Linked DNA regions of Homo sapiens: region 1 is linked to region 2. Evidence: chromatin loops called from intact Hi-C (ENCODE). Cell type or tissue: GM12878. All regions are shown on one strand.

Evidence for each region. Hi-C counts contacts between places; a loop is a spot of excess contacts. Peaks named below come from ENCODE experiments on the same cell type or tissue, not always from the same donor. Only the 100,000 strongest peaks of a DNase experiment are listed, where the experiment ranks them.
Region 1: it touches region 2 in a loop (2.6-fold over the local background); 3 of 110 quality-filtered maps call a loop at or near these places.

The regions. Positions count from the first base shown.
Region 1 is chr15:95,986,667-95,994,666 of GRCh38, forward strand. It overlaps LOC112268156 (a long non-coding RNA gene), which reads left to right and starts at 3,769. Exons shown (of 2, transcript XR_002957737.1): 1 at 3,769-4,218. In GM12878, no CTCF peak of the experiment used is centred here; DNase peaks (open chromatin) are centred at 2,004 and 4,334; H3K27ac peaks cover 458 bases.
Region 2 is chr15:96,038,737-96,046,736 of GRCh38, forward strand. The region is part of intron 1 of LOC112268156 (a long non-coding RNA gene); the gene reads left to right. It overlaps LOC105370998 (a long non-coding RNA gene), which reads right to left. Exons shown (of 4, transcript XR_001751688.2): 4 at 3,887-5,334. Among named protein-coding and RNA genes, the nearest start is that of NR2F2-AS1, 280 kb to the right of the region's middle. In GM12878, no CTCF peak of the experiment used is centred here; DNase peaks (open chromatin) are centred at 95, 4,127 and 4,265; H3K4me3 peaks cover 305 bases; H3K27ac peaks cover 1,680 bases.

The DNA of each region.
Region 1 (8,000 bases), 52 kb before region 2:
ACTAATTTTATGGCTTCATAACACTTTTAGGCACGGGCTTCCTATCATGGAATTGAAGGTCTTCTGTAATCTGGTACCAAACTAAGTCTTTCTAACTTGACTTCTCAACTCCTTGCCCACTGCTAATTTACCTATCATGCATTTACAGGCCTACGTGAGCACACCACCGTCTGAGTAAGAGGCCCAAGACTCATTCCCTGCCCTTAAAAAGAAGTCCAACATTCAGTCTTGCAGAGAAACTGAAGGGAAAACAGATTGTTATGGCAGCACATAGTAAGGAGGCCGCAGAACACCTGGAGCCTTCATAAATCAGGTGCTGGTTCTACAGCTTGCCACACTCTGGTTTTGTTGTGACTTTGCACACCTCACTTCTCCAACTGAATATCCTCCTTACCCACCTATCACACCCAGAAAACTCCCACTTGTCCTTCAACATCCAGTCTAATTTCCCATTGCTGAATTGATTCAGACCAATTGTCTTTCTTGTTCTGTCTTAAATCAGACATTTAGGCATCTGGAGAAGATTGGCCACTGGTTGCCTAACTCAGCAAACAACCTGTAGCTAGTTATCAAACTGATACACAGACAAAATACGTTTCCCAGAAATTAAGTTTCATCTGAGGCATTTGGTTTTTTTAAGAAAACAAAATTTAAATGAAATAAAATACTGATTCTTAAGCTCTCTCCCAACCCCCTAAATCAAAATTTCCTAGGGGAAGTCCTAAGAACTCATCTATTTCACAAGAAATATGATTCTCAGTTGTTGGTTCTGAGAGTGAGACTTTCCCTGACCAGCAGCAGCAGCCTCTGGGAACCTGTTAAAAATGCATGTTCTTAGGCTCCACTCCAGGGGATGGCCCGACAACCACGTGTGATTCACCCTCCAGAAGATGCTGTCACATACTCAAGTGTGACCCACTGCTGCAAGTCAACTCCTGGGAGTAGAAAATTAAATATTGGTCTAAAAAACTAAGTGACACCTCCGTTGCCCAAAAGCGTAAATAACAGCCTCATAAGCAGCTTCTTTTTGCCACAGTGTGGCTAATGCTAAACTGACCCAACAGAAATAAAAATTTCAGAAAGGCCACAGGCCTAAAATCAGAATTTTCTGCCACATTACACCTGTAACCATTGAAGCTATAAAGACATTTCCGTCTTGTGACTGGAAAAGGCAGCAAGTACCTTAGAAACTGAGGGGGAAACAAAAGCAAACACCAGGCACAAAAGAACCTTCAATTATCTGGATATTTCAGTAGGTAGCCCCAAAGATTCCCTGGAGCCACAATTTTTCAAAATTTGTTTTTAGCCACAGAGCCCTTTCTTCAAAACATATAGATTTAACCCCTATCTACATAACAGAAAAGAGTTGCTGCTGGGCCCAGCGCCATGGCCTTCCTCAGCAACCCTGAGGCCCCCTGTGGCATCCCCAGGTAACCCTACAAGGATGGAAAAAGAAGGCTGAACATTCCTGTTGTAGATGGTATTTCCTTCTGAATTCTCATAGTCACACACAACTGCAGAAAGAAAACAGGAGCTGGGCATTCAACAGCAACAAAAGAGATTATATTATTCTAGTGTTGACTCAGTGGAGGTCACTAGACTACATGTGAAAAGATCGGTATAATATGATCAGTTTATAATGATTTAAAATTAAGCAAAGAAGAAAGGAAGGAAAGTAGGAAGGGAGGAAGGAAGGAAGGAGGGAAGGAAGGAAGAAGGGAAGGGAGGGAAGAGGGAGGGGAAGGAAGAGGGAGGGAGGGAAGGAAGAGGGAGGGGGGAGGAAGGAAGAGAGGGAGAAAGGAAGAAAGGAAGAGAGAAAAGAGGAAGAACAGGAAGAAGCAAGCAAGCAAGCAAGCAATTCTAAACTGCTGAACGGTTCTACTTTTCATCTTGAGATGCCTGGAAGCACTGACTTTTGTTGTCACTTTGGGCCCAAGGCGGCCCTTCTTTTCCCACGCTGACCTCTGCCATTTCTGTAGGTGGTTTACATAGCAGAGTGCAGGGTTACAGCTCTTTGGCAAACTTCTTCACAGCAGAAAGGGCAAACAAAGTTTCATATAACTTCCTGTTTCTCAACAGAGCTATGAGTCTCCCCCTCCCCCATGTTTTTGTTTTTCTGCTCATTCTCATGGAAAAAAAAAAAAAACCTGGAGATTGTTAGAAAAGGAAAATAACTTAATCGGAAGCGGGGAATAATCAGAAACTTACATGGGGCTAAATTTGCATTTCGTTTTCTTTTCTCCACCATGTATTTGAGAAGTTTGTATATATTCTGTAAATTTTGTAAGGAGTGAGTGAAAAATGTAACATATGTACAGGCATTTATTCATGTGTTTTATGCTCTTTTCTTTTTTATGGCAAATGCCCTGGAGAGTTTTAACTCCAGGGATGTTGTGTGGAGAAGGGTTTTTGGGTTTAAGATTTTGAGATGAGGCTTTTTGGTTGACCCTTGACATGACCTTTAACTGGAAGTCCCTCCAGAGAAAGAACTTGGGCTTATTCATCTTTATGACCCCTGCACCCATCGTCACCGTGCTGGGTACAAAGTGGACACTCGGAAAGTTTATTGAGTCAATGTGGGTTGAATGTCATAACCCCAAATTTTCTTTGCCATCTGTAAAGATAATAACAATAATACATAGCCAAGAATATAATGTCATGAATAATTTCTTAAAGTGCTTTGAAATTAGTTCCAGAAAGATTGGAAAATTTTTTGAAAACATAAGATGCAACATGTACGGTTTTAAACTCTGACCTTTTCGATACAAACTTTCTCTTCCTTTACATTTGTATACTCCCAACAAACTTAAAATGTTATGTTTCAGGTAAGGAGGCATTCTGCCAAAATAACTGGCCAAATACATCACATGAACACAGCCTCCTGGAAATCACCAGGTGGCTGACTAAGTTGTTTCAATTTGCCAACTGGTGTTCTTATGTAAGTCTAGGAGAGATGCCCTCACCCTTGAGTAAGAACCTAGAGCTCACAGTGTCTTCTGGCATCATGTCTATATTCTTTTACATGGACATGAATGCATTCATTAATATGGAACATTCATATCCCGAAAGCTGGGACAGTTTTGTACTAAAGAGCCCTCTTGCCCTTAAGAGCAAACAGGTAGATAGAATCCCCTATCAATACCTGTCTTAGGAAGGCTGGATATCCAAGGCAACTATGAATTGCTTTCCATACCCCAACATCACATTTGGTGAGAATTTCTTTCACACCAGGCCAAATCAGTGTGTTCAAAATTCCATCCAGATTGTTTGCCATTTATACATTTGGTGTAGCAGGTTGTGAATAATGCAAATTATTTCAGTTGTAATTAACAAGAGTGCAATTGTTTCTGCATGCAACTGAGGGAGGAGGAAGACCCCTGAGAAATGACTCTTACAAAACGCAACCTTAACTTAGTTTTCCATTTAGATAATGATGGGCTCACAGAAGATCATTCACCACTTTTAGCTGCTTATACTCATTGAAAATCCATCTCAACTTCTTTAGAAAATTAAATTGGGACAGAATTATATCAGATTGAGAGGTTTTCAGATCAACTCCACGTATTTGTCTCTTATCAACCAAGGAATCTTTTTTTAAAAAAGGATATTTTCTTTGACAAAGTAGAATCTGCAAGTGGCGGAGGAAATATTTAGAAGAGATAGGATTATATTTGTGAATCTGTGATTTAGGCAGTGGATTGGATGGACACTGTGTTACTGGCTGCATTAAACATTATGCAGAAAACGGAAGATGAAGCAAAACCTGAGGCAAAGTCTCCGGTGGGACACGGAAGAGTAAAAGTGAGAGAAAAAGGGAAGGCGAGCAGGAGAGGGCCAGAGAGGCAGAAAGGAGGGCAGCGCTGGGAGAAGACATGAAAAATTAGAACAGGAGCTCAGAGCACTCGGGAGAGCAGGGGAAATGACAGTTGAAATTAGAACAGGAGCTAAGAGGAGCCAGCAGAAGGGGACGGCAGGAACTAGGAAATTTAAGGCGGGGAGAAACAACTGAGAGAAGTGGACAGAAAAAAGAAAGCTTAGCATAAATAAGAAGGCCCGGGACTCCCGTGCGTCCAGTAGACCTGCTCTGCTATGGATCAAAACAAATGATTTGTCATTCTGAAATGACTCTGAAAGGGGGAATGGAATGTGCCCCAACGATCAATATTAAATTTTATGCCTGCTGCACCTTTCAAAAGGCTCAAGAAGACATTGATTCAAGTAAGTGCCACATTTTTAAATGACCTTTGATGATTCACTTTAACAGTTTGAGAGCAGAAGTTTGCACCCTGAGCTGGGGAGCAGTGAGAACTGAAGTTTGGTTTCTAGTTGTGGTTGTGGTTGTGGTTGTGGGGCTGCCAGGTTGCGCTGGTCACTGTGGCAGGGGCAGGGATGCTCTGGCAGGAGAAAGTGCTGTTTCCTGTCCAACTAGGGCACGCGTGTGGGAGGCTGGAGTTGATGTTTTTCATTATATAGCTGGCATTCTTAGAAAGCCAAGAAGAGTTGTGCTTTTTGGCTGGTTTGATGAAGTGCTTTGGGCACTTTGTATTTTGTGGCCAATTTTACGAGAGGAAAATATCTGATTCCAATGGAATGGATTGGGAAACCTGAAGGTGGGTTTCCCAGATGAGGCCTTCCCAGAGGAGGCCTCTGCAGAGCGGGCCAATCGGGATTCTGGTTTTGCAGAGTTTTCACTGACGTAGCCTTGTCTCTTGCAGTCAGACACCTGTACTGGGTCCGAATTGGTTATAACAAGTAAAGAGTCTTGTCTGGGACTGAATGAAAAGGATTTCAAGCTGGGACATGTGGCATGTTCATGCTCTATATTTCTCCATACCTAAATGCCAAAATCAGAGCCTGGGTTTTAGGCCTAAAAGACATTATCTATTATGTCAGAAATCTCCATGTATAGCAGATTGGCTTCTGTGGGGGGAATCCCACCACCCTGTCTGCTGTCTGCTCCATGTCTGGCTTTTAAATGCTACCTGCCCAAGGAGCTAGGGCCAGCCGTGGTGCTTCCATAATCTGGTTCTGGATCCTTGGTTCTGGTGACTCATTTTATCTTCTAACTCTGGTTGATTTCCTGGATTCAGCTTCTTCATAACCTCTGATTTGGGAATCCCTCTTATCAGCTGGTCCTGAACAACCAAATCCCTCTCCATGCCATACCCTGCACAGGGAGAGTCACTTGGGCCACATTCTATCATGTTGCTGATGGTGCAAAATATCCTGGTATTCTTATTTCTAGGGCTTACTTGATAATTACATATTTATATATTGTTCAACTAACTACTCAGCAAGATCTACCTTTCCCCCACTGCTTCTTGCCTTCAGCCTACAAGGGGGTACCTGTCTCCTCAATTTTAGAAACTCACTCATTCATTCTTCAATACTTGTTTATTGAATCAGTATGATGTTCTGGGTGGTGCTAGACACCAATCAACTTTTATTCATTCCATTCACTCTTACTCATTCGAATGTTTATCAAACAAGAATCGTTTATTGGGTGCTTTTCTAAGTAGTGGAAGTAGAAGATAAAGCAGTGATGAAAATAAAGTTCCAGTTTCCATAGATCTTATTATATTTTATTGGGTGTACCCAATAAATACACAAACAAGTAAATATGGTAGGTTGTATGACGACATGGGAGAAAATAAAGGAGAGTAAGGAATAGGAGTGGAGGTTATTTTTTATAGGAAAAGTCTCATGATAAAGTGATATTTGAGAAGAAATGTTTAAAAGTAAAAGAGCAAATTATACAGATTTGAGGGGAAGCAAATACCAGTAAGAAAGAAGCAGAGTATTCAAATACCCTGAGAGGTTTAGTTTGTTTGAGGAACAGGCAATAGGACAGTATAGCTGGCACAGAGTGAGCAAAAGATAGTGAAAGAGAAGATGAAGTCAAAGAATTGCCAGAGCCCAGATTAGGTAGAATCTTGAAGCCATTGAAGCAAGGACTTTGGGTTTTACCTTTGGTGAAGTTTAGAAAACTACTGGAGGCCTCTGAGCAGAAGACTGGCATAAACAATGTTTTCAAAAAGTCACTCTAGTTGCTGTTGAGAAGACGCTCTGGGTAGGCAAGTGTGGAAGCAGAGAGGGTACGTAGAAGGTACTATAATAGTCCAGGCAAGAAATGAAATTGACTTGGGCGAAGATGGTGGCAGTGGATGTGGTGGGGTGCTAGATTATTTCAAACAGACAGTTTATGGTATTTGCTGATGGATTAGTTTGAAAGCATGAAGAAAAGAAAGTAGTCAAGACTATCTACATTGTTTTTGCCTAGACAACTGGAAAGGTTAAAAAAAAAGGTTAAAAAAAAAAAAGACTAAGCTAGGTGTTATGGCATGAGCCTGTAGTCCCAGCTACACAAGAGGCTGAGGTGGGAGGATTGCTTGAGCTGGGAAGTTTGAGTCCAGCCTGGGCAACATAGTAAGACTCCACCTCAAAAAAAAAAAAAAAAAAAAGACAGGAGAAGAAGCAAGTTTAGAAGAGTGGTGGTTAGGGAAGAGCCACGAGTTTGGTTTTAGAAGGGTTGAGTTGGAGATATTGTTTGGAAATCCAAGTGGACATGACAAGTACATCTATAATATTTAAATTTGCAGGTACAAGTCCAGGCTGGAGATGATTTAGAGTCATCAGTATTTACATGATACTTAAATACAAATGCAGGATGGGATCACATAGGGGTCAATGTAGCTGGAAATGAGGAGAAGTTAAAAGAGAAGTTTCTGGGGCATTCTGACGTCAGGAAAATGGGGCAAAGTACTAGCAGCAAGATGGAAGAGGTGTCCGGTGAGGTAGAAAGAGAACCATCAGAAAGCAGTGTTCTGGAAGCCGAGAGAAGCAAGAGTTTAAGAAGTGGGAATAATCAAATGTGTAGTATGAGAACTCTGAATTGATTTGTGGAATTAGCATTGTAGAACTCACTGGGGAGCTTGATAAGATCTCATTCAGTGAAGAGGAGAGGCATGAAAGACTGATTTGAACGAATCCAAAAAGAGTAGGAGAGAAATTGGAAGTAGCATGTGTAGGCAGAGAAATGAATCAGAACATGAAGAAAAATGTGGAGTCGTGAGAGGATGTTTTCAGGATGTGAAAATTCGAGCATCAGTGTACAAACAAGGGAGAATTGATGGCACAGGAGAGAGGAAGAAAATGCTGGCACAATGTCCTTGGGAAGGCAGGAAGGAATAGGCTGCAGCACAGAAGAGGTTGACTTGACTCAGCGGTGTAGACCAATTATTCATAGTAACAACAGGAAAAGTAGACTGATTGTTATTCCATTTTCATACTGCTATGAAGAAATACCCGAGACTGGGTAATTTGTAAAGAAAAAGAGATTTAATGGACTCACAGCTCCACATGGCTGGGGAGACCTCACAATCATGGCGGAAGGTGAAGGAGGAGCAAAAGTGCGTCTTACGTGGTGGCAGGCAAGAGAGAAGTGCAGGGGAACTGTCCTTTATAAAACCATCAGATCTCATGAGACTTATTCACTATCACGAGAACAACATGGGAAAAAAACTGTCCACATGATTCAATTACCTCCCACCAGGTCCCTCCCATAACATGTGGGGATTATGGGAGCTACAGTTCAAGATGACATTTGGGTGGGAGCACAGCCAAACCATAGCACTGACTATTGATACAGACATAGGGATGAATGTGTGGAAGTTCTCCACTGATTGCTTCTAAGTTTTCCATTAATTTAGTCAGAAAATTCATAAGCAGAGAGTGAGGCTGGTGGAGGAGGTGTTGATGGTTTAGACAGAATGACTTGCGCCAAGATTTGGAAGTAGGGGAAAATTAGGCAGATTTAAGAAATTTTGCTGGCTACTTCTCAGCCTCTATCCTTTTCAGAGCTAATATCCCCCAGAGTGTGGGCAGCAACTGGTGCTCACACTGTTTTCATCAGCGTCCTGCATCCTAGCTCCCAGCAAGATGACTCACACCCTTGAATCTGCTTATGCATTTTCAGTTGGATCTTCTGTGACTTCGGCATC
Region 2 (8,000 bases):
TCTGCCACGAGAAAAAGAAATTGAAGACAGATACACATAAAGAAAAATGAGTCATCATGCCATTGTGATTCCATCTCAGAATTTTCTCTAGCAGTTCTCAGATCCACCCACAATACCCTGTGGATTTCAAGGTGGACATGTGACAGGCATTATGTAGACAGATACAGGATAGGATAGATGTGAGAGCTGAAACCACGTTTACAAGAAATGGGGAAACTACATTTTCCATGTCTTTACCAACATTCTGTTAAAATTTGTGTTTTCAGTTAAAAGCGTCTAGCTGTGTACACTGCCTTTATAGTCACTACGGCTCTGTGTGAGTGTAACTTAGTTTTATTTCACAAGTATGTGTGAATAGCTGCTCCTGCCATCTCCTAACAGGGGACTAGAGTCAGCTCCCACAGAGTAAGAATCCTCTGCTGTCATGGCGTCTTATTAAGCCCATACATGATGATACCTCGCCGGAACATTCCAAGCGATGTTTTAACTCCTCCCTACTGCCCAGCACCTGCTTCACATGCACCCGAGCCAAAGGTTGCTGCAGTCCCCATGCTCGTGGTAGCCCACGCTGTACCAGCCCACACACAAAATTATGTTCATTTGCAGACAGGCAGACTTCTCTGGTGAATATCCAGATGGGCCCCTCAAGATCAAATAAACTCACACTAAGCTATGAAAGAAAGGTTCTACTGATGCTGCTATCACCTCAACTTCCGACATTGTTTGAAAGAAGCAAAACAAGATGGTTGTACAGGGCACTTTCTTCCCCAGAACCTGACAGGCACGGTCAAGTTGTCTATTTTGCTTACTTCAAAGAATATTACATTTGAAATCTGTATTATTATTAGTACTTATTGTTCAAAGTATATTGGCATTGCATACATTTTGTAGATAATGATAATTGTTTCTCTGATCTGGGACCCAACCGGACATTTTAAATAGGAGTGGCTACAAATAGATACATCTGGAACATATAAACATTCACCAATACTTGCTTGGTTACATGACTTATACCATTGCATAAAATGTTACAGAACTGAGGTGATTAGAATCAATCACCCCTGTTGGATGGGATTAAAATCTTATCTAGCTCTTTACCACTGGAAACCTTGCCATACCAGGGACACTCCAGGCTCAAGTAATCTGCAGAAAACCTATTACAGTGTCTATTACATTATATTTTTATTTCACTCTATTATATTCTCAAAAAGAGTTAACATGAGTTATAGCTCTAATACACCAAGATAACATGAAAATTAGAATAAATAGGCAAGGAGAACAAGTGAGAAAGTCAAGAGGGAAGTCGAATGTGTCTGGGCATCATGTAGACGGTACAGCTTGGAAGTAGGTCAGGTGACTATGAAGTTCTCTCAACTGCCACCTGCAAAGGTCTGAGGGTGACCTTGTCAGCAAATTCAGACAAGGAATAAATAACTAATCATTTGGGAGACTGTAGCAGACACACGAGATGAAAATTTATTTTGCCACCCCAGATCCATAGGAAAATAAAGTGGGCGGTACTTTTCTTTCTTCTGTTGAAATTGATATATAAAAACATGCTAATTACATCAGATTAAATATAAATTTTATTTATTCAATTATCTGAATGACTTAAGACTGAATTAATTTTGACTTCAATATTATAATCAGCTTTACATTAAGCATTGCGAAAGTGAATTTCTCATCCTGTGTAACTTTCTTCTTTTCATTAACATATTTTCAGAACACTTGCTTTATATTATAGTTTGTCAGGAACAAGATACACATCTGCATAATAATCATAATTCTACATGCTTTATTCAGTCAGGTAACGATTTCCTAATTCTTAGAGAATCTTCTCCAAATTCTTCCAACGGATCATACACACTCACTTTCCACCTCCATGGGCAAAACAGAACTTGCTTCACATTTTATTATTTTGTTTAGTCATCTGTCATCTGGTAGAAAAAGAGAGAGCACGAGCAGCAGGGAAGAGGAATGGAAAGGATGGGAAGAGGAATGAAATTTTGGGGGAGTGACAAACTTCACATGGATATTCACAATATTTATTGGTCCATGCACCTTCAGAATTTTTTCATTGAATATCAAACATTCTAGTAAATGCCTAAAGCTACTCACTCTAATATCAGTTGTATGGTGATTAAGAAGGAGCAAAAAACTGGGGGATCATGGGGACCGAGTGTTAAATTTTAACCTTGCTACTTAGTGAATCTGCCTTAAGACCTGCGGTCTGTTACTTACTCCCATTTGACTTCAATTATGCCTCAACTATTGAACAGAGACAATAGTATCAACTTTCAGCGTTATTACTAGAATTAGAAATAATATAATAAGCACCTATAGTAAGTGGCTGGAACATGTTAGGCACTCAATAAAAAGTAGATGATATTAAATTTCCTGTTCAGAAATAAACGGTATTACATTCCCAGAATTAAACTGCTGTATAAAAACTTATAAATTAATTTGCTAATTCCCATGATATTTAGAAATTGTGTATTGAGTCCCAATGCCTTTAAAGATGGTCCTGTACAAACAGGGGAACAACAGACACTGGGCCTCTCAGAGAGTGGAGGGTGGAAGGAGAAAGAGAATCAGGAAAAATAACTAATGAGTACTACACTTAATGCCGGGGTGACAAAATAACCTGTATGACAAACCCCCATGACACAAATTCACCTATATAACAAACCTGCACATGTGCCCCTGAACTTAAAATAAAAGTTGAAATAAATAAATAAAGATGGTTTTAGTAACAGTATCTTAAGAACACTAGAGAGTCATATTATCCAGGTCTTATCAGGGGACCCAGATGGGATCACCAGGTTGTCAGTACAAGGAGACTAGCATGCAAAGGGAGAGGCAAGATGTTTATAAAGTACCTCTTATTGAGTGTACACCTCAAAAACACCAGGCCAAATGATGTATATGCATTACCTAATTTAATACAACACATCTACAAGGCAAGTACTATGGAGATAGCCACTTTAGAGCTGAGAAAACTGAGATACTGGGTTCTCCAAGGTCTTCATCACAGTCCAACTCTGGAGCACATGCTGCTAGCTCCTGTGACAGGATAAATATAAGGAGCAGAACTACAAATCAAGCCTGTGATATAATAGGTATAATGTCGATTGGGCAGATGGAAGAAGAGATAATGCAGAAATTTCAGCTACATAAGTCAAGAGACAGCCAGGCACTAGCAGGTAGAACCAGGCAGCTCAGGAGCTCACTGCATGGACACTGGCACCTGGCAGGATTGTGCTGTTGGTTTCAGGACCAAGGGCAACTTCTCAAAGGGACCAAGCTGGGCTAGAAAAATGGGCACATTCTAAATGTAATTTACAATCTATGTTTTTGAAACTGAAAAACACTTTCTCAAAAAGAAAACTTTAACACAGATCGTACAAATGACCAATGAGCACATAAAGAGATGCTTAATACCATTAACCATTAGGGAAATGCAAATCAAAACCACAGTGAGATACTTCACACACACTTAGATAACTACCAAAATAATGGACAATAGCAAGTGTTGGAAGGGATGTGGAGAAATTGGAACCCTAGGAAACTGCTAGCAGGAACGTGAAATGGTCCAGCCACCATGGAAAGCAATTTGATGGCTCCTCAATGAGCCCAGTAGAGAATTTCCATATGACCTAGGAACTCCACTCCTGGGTATATTCCCCAAGGAACTGGAAACTGGTGTTCAAATAAAAACATTCACAAAAATGCTCATGTTAGCACTATTCACAGTAGCAAAATAATGAAAACAACTCAGATGTTCATCAACTCATGAAGGAATTTTTTAACATGTGACATATTCATGGAATGGAATACTATTCAACCATAAAAAGGAATGAAATTTTGATACATGCTACAAGGTGAATGAACTTCGATTGAAAACATTTATTGTAAGTAGAAGCAGTGAGACATAGAAGGTTATGTATATGGCATAATTCCATTTATATGAAACATAAAAAGTAGAGTTGGCAAATCCACACAGACAGAAAGCAGATTAGTGGTTGCCACGGGCTGGTGGAAGAGGGAAAATGAAGAGTAACTGCTTAATGGGTTTGGGGTTTCCTTTTGGGGTGGTGAAAATGTTCTCGTGGTGATGGTTGCATCACAACATGGTAAATGCAGTTAGTGTCACGGATGGTAAATTTTATGTTATATGTATTTTACCACAATTTAAAAAACAGAAAAAGAAAACCTTTATGAAAGCTCTATATGGAAAACTGATAAAAGCAGGGTAGCGCTGGTGAAATCTGGCATCGACAGGAACCCTGGAGCCATTCTTCTTCCAGCTTCCCTGGACACACTGTCGTTAGAACAGAGAAAGCCAAGTTTACTTATCTAACCCATAACACGCAGCTCTGAAGAAAAGCAGAACTGAAATTTCTCTGTTGTCACACGGAAGTGCCAGCTACACTTTGAGCCAAATGCTAAGGGAAAGTTTTCAAAAGTTCAAATTTATAGAAGCCACACTAGGAATTTTAATTTGCATGGAAAAACGAGAAACAAGCCTCTTAAAAACAAACAAACAAAGCCTATGGGAATGTTTCCAGTTATTTTTTAAGTCTTTAGTGATAGAAAACATTAGCCAAACTTTCCCCTGTTGACTCTCATGGAAAAAAAAAAATGTCAAAAAAAGGGTCTTACTTTGTAGCATACATGGCCATTTTTCATCAGTTTTGCAAAGCCAGGTTCTACCTTTTCATTTAACTTTGGGGATGTGTCTCTTAACCAAAATCTAACTTTTCAAGGTGCTTCATTCATTGCTTTAAAAGTTCCTTCAGGTGGTGGTGTCATCTTTTTGTCCACTTATTTGTTGGGAAGTCATCTACTGGTGTCCTAAGCCAGGATTCAGCATTACTCTCAGCCTTGCAAATGAATTAACGGGTGACCATCTCGCTATCTCTACACTAGAAACAGACTTGAACATACTCACCTCTTTCAGTCCTAATCTCTTCTTTCCTTCCTCCCAATTCACAGTTGCCTGCAACTGGTTCCGAGTGCCCATGTGTGGGCATCTCCACCGAGGGAGGGAGGCATGGGGTGAGGTCCTTTCTTCCTCTTTAAGGAGTGGATTTTCTCAAGAGCAACGTGGGAAGTTCTACATTAATGTTGAAGCTGAGCTTTCTTGCCACTGTGTGTGTGGCACAGGAAACAGGCTCTCCACATGATGGTAAGAAGCCTTAAACCCAGATTACGGCACCTTTCTCTCTGGAGTGCTCTTTTTGGGTAGAGGGTAAAAGGTCATCCTCTCAGACTGGATAGTTGTTCTCAGCCAATTACATGATCTCCGTGCTTCTACAAAAGGGATCTTTGAAACTGCATCAAAAGATTTTATGCAACTGATTTACAAAAAGCACAATTAAGTAGATGGAAGCATTATTCAAGACCATCTGGTGGAAGAGGTAGCATATTTAAAATTCTAGTATAATTATTAGCGGCAAAAAAGATTGTTTTAAATGACGAGCTATCCATTATCTGTCATACTCTGGTAGACTACATAGCTCCATTTATTCCATCAAGGTCCCAAAATAAAAAGATGTAAACATGGTACCATTGGAATGCTAGAACTCAAGAAATCTACATGTAGAGACGAAGCTCAGGAGAGAAGCTATGGATGGCCTTGAACTCCCAATTACAAATCTTTATTTTCTGTGTTTCACTGGAAGCATTAAAACTGCTTCAATGGAAAAGAAATCAGATTTATATTCTTTTTTCTTTTTCTTTTCTCTGGGCATCATTGAAACCAAGGACGGTGCCTTGCTGGGATTTTTCTTATCCTTGAAGGGCAATTGTCAAGCATAAGTCTCCAGCGTCAGAAGGTGTTGAGTCAGTGTGTTTCTGTGTCAAGGACTGCAGACCCAGTTGCACTTCCAAAATGCCCTCCTTCAGCTTTAACATAGTCAGAGGTGATTTAGGTCAACACTTGTGCCATGATCAGTAAGTTTATCCGCAACTAATACTTGGTTACCCCGAGGTTGTTTAGAGTATTACATACAGTTTTTAACAAATCCCTGCTCTTTTTTCTACATGGAAATAATAATCTTGTTGAGAGAGAAACCTTTTTGACAAACAGAATTGGAAAATTGGAAATAAACGTTCATTTTTGGAAATATATTCACTCTATCACCTTTGTTATCTCATCACATATGAAAACAATCACTTTCTTCTAAAACATGCCCTAGCAACTTTTAAGAAATTCTGAATAATATTAAAGCAATGCATTCCTGTTCTCTAGATTTAGGTCTGGAAGTTAGCAAGTTTATTTTATTTTATTTTAGACGAAGGCTTGCTCTGTCGCCCAGGCTGGAGTGCAATGGCACAATCTCTGCTCACTGCAACCTCCGCCTCCCAGGTTCAGGCAATTCTCCTGTCTCAACCTCCCGAGTAGCTGGGATTAGAGGCATGCGCCACCACGCCCAGCTAATTATTATTATTATTGTATTTTTAGTAGAGGCAGTTTTCACCATGTCTCCAATGGCCAGGCTGGTCTTGAACTCCTTACCTCAAGTGATCTGCCCACCTTGGCCTCCCAAGTTAGCAAGTTTAGACTATTATGCTATAGAATTGGGGTCCAAATAATCATTCATTTGGTTTACACATGTTGATTGAGAATTTATTTTAAGGTCTCGGTCACCCCAGTGAAGCAGAGCAATGGGGAACTGGCCTAGAAGAAGCCATGAAGTAGAATCATAAAGTACAAACAGCAGAAGACTCCAATAACAGAAGAGGGTAAAAATAAAGGGACTTAAGTTCTTCACATATTTTCAATTTAAACATCCAAAAGAGGTCAAATTATACCTATGGGTTTGAAAAACAATATTTTAATGGGAAATTTCCAGGGTAGAGTCCTATGCATCTAATGTCACCCCAAACACAGAAAGGCAGATAATTGGAGCTGGGAGGGTAGGAACAGAAATGGTCTCATACTTCCTTGTAAGCTCAGCTCTTAAACAAATTAAAGTACACTAAAGTATCACTTCAGAAAACAGAGATGTAGTATGTCTATTAATCATTTTTTTAATGAAGTGGCCTGAGGACCTACACTTATTCCTTCCAAAGAAGCCACAAAAAGGCAAAATCCTTGATCCTGTTTTGATCATGGAATGTTTGCTCTGAAAACTTTTACAAATAGCTTGCTCACTTTACTCCTCACCTAAATCTTCGAGAAAACAGATATTTGAGAAAAAAAAAATCTCAGTGATTTTCATATAGTATGAGCCAATCTTTCACCACATGCAAACACAAAGAACAACAATAACTGTGTTCACGCGTTCCAAGTCTTTGCTGATTCAGTGCCCAGCTCGTGCTAGGTGTGGGTCTGGGCTCAAGAGTTAAGCCTTGGTGGCTGGGCGCAGTGGCTCACACCTGTAATCCCAGCACTTTGGGAGGCCGAGGCGAGTGGATCACGAGGTCAGGAGATCAAGACCATCCTGGCTAACATGGTGAAACCCCGTCTTTACTAAAAAAAAATACAAAAAATTAGCTGGGTGTGGTGGTGGGCGCCTGTAGTCCCAGCTACTCGGGAGGCCGAGGCAGGAGAATGGCGTGAACCCGGGAGGCGGAGCTTGCAGTGAGCCGAGATTGCGCCACTGCACTCTGGCCTGGGCAACAGAGCAAGACTCCATCTCAAAAACAAACAAACAAACAAACAAACAAAAAACAGTTAAGCCCTGGACAGAAACCTGCGTGGAATGTGGCAGGCCCAGGGAATATCCAGGGAAGAACATTTTGGACAAAGGGGACACTACAAGCAATGACTCTGCTCATTCATCCAAGCAGGAGGGTGAAAAGCGAGTTTGAGTAACAGAAAGGTGGTAGGGCCACAGCAGAGTGAGCGAGGTAGGAGGGTGAGGAAAGGCTCCCAGAAAGTGAAAGGAAACTGAGTCAGAGCCAAACATGAAAAACATTATGATGCTAATGGAAAGATTTGTTTGTAAAAATTCCTTTTTCTAAGTGAGATGAGAAGCTTGAGCAAGGTGAGA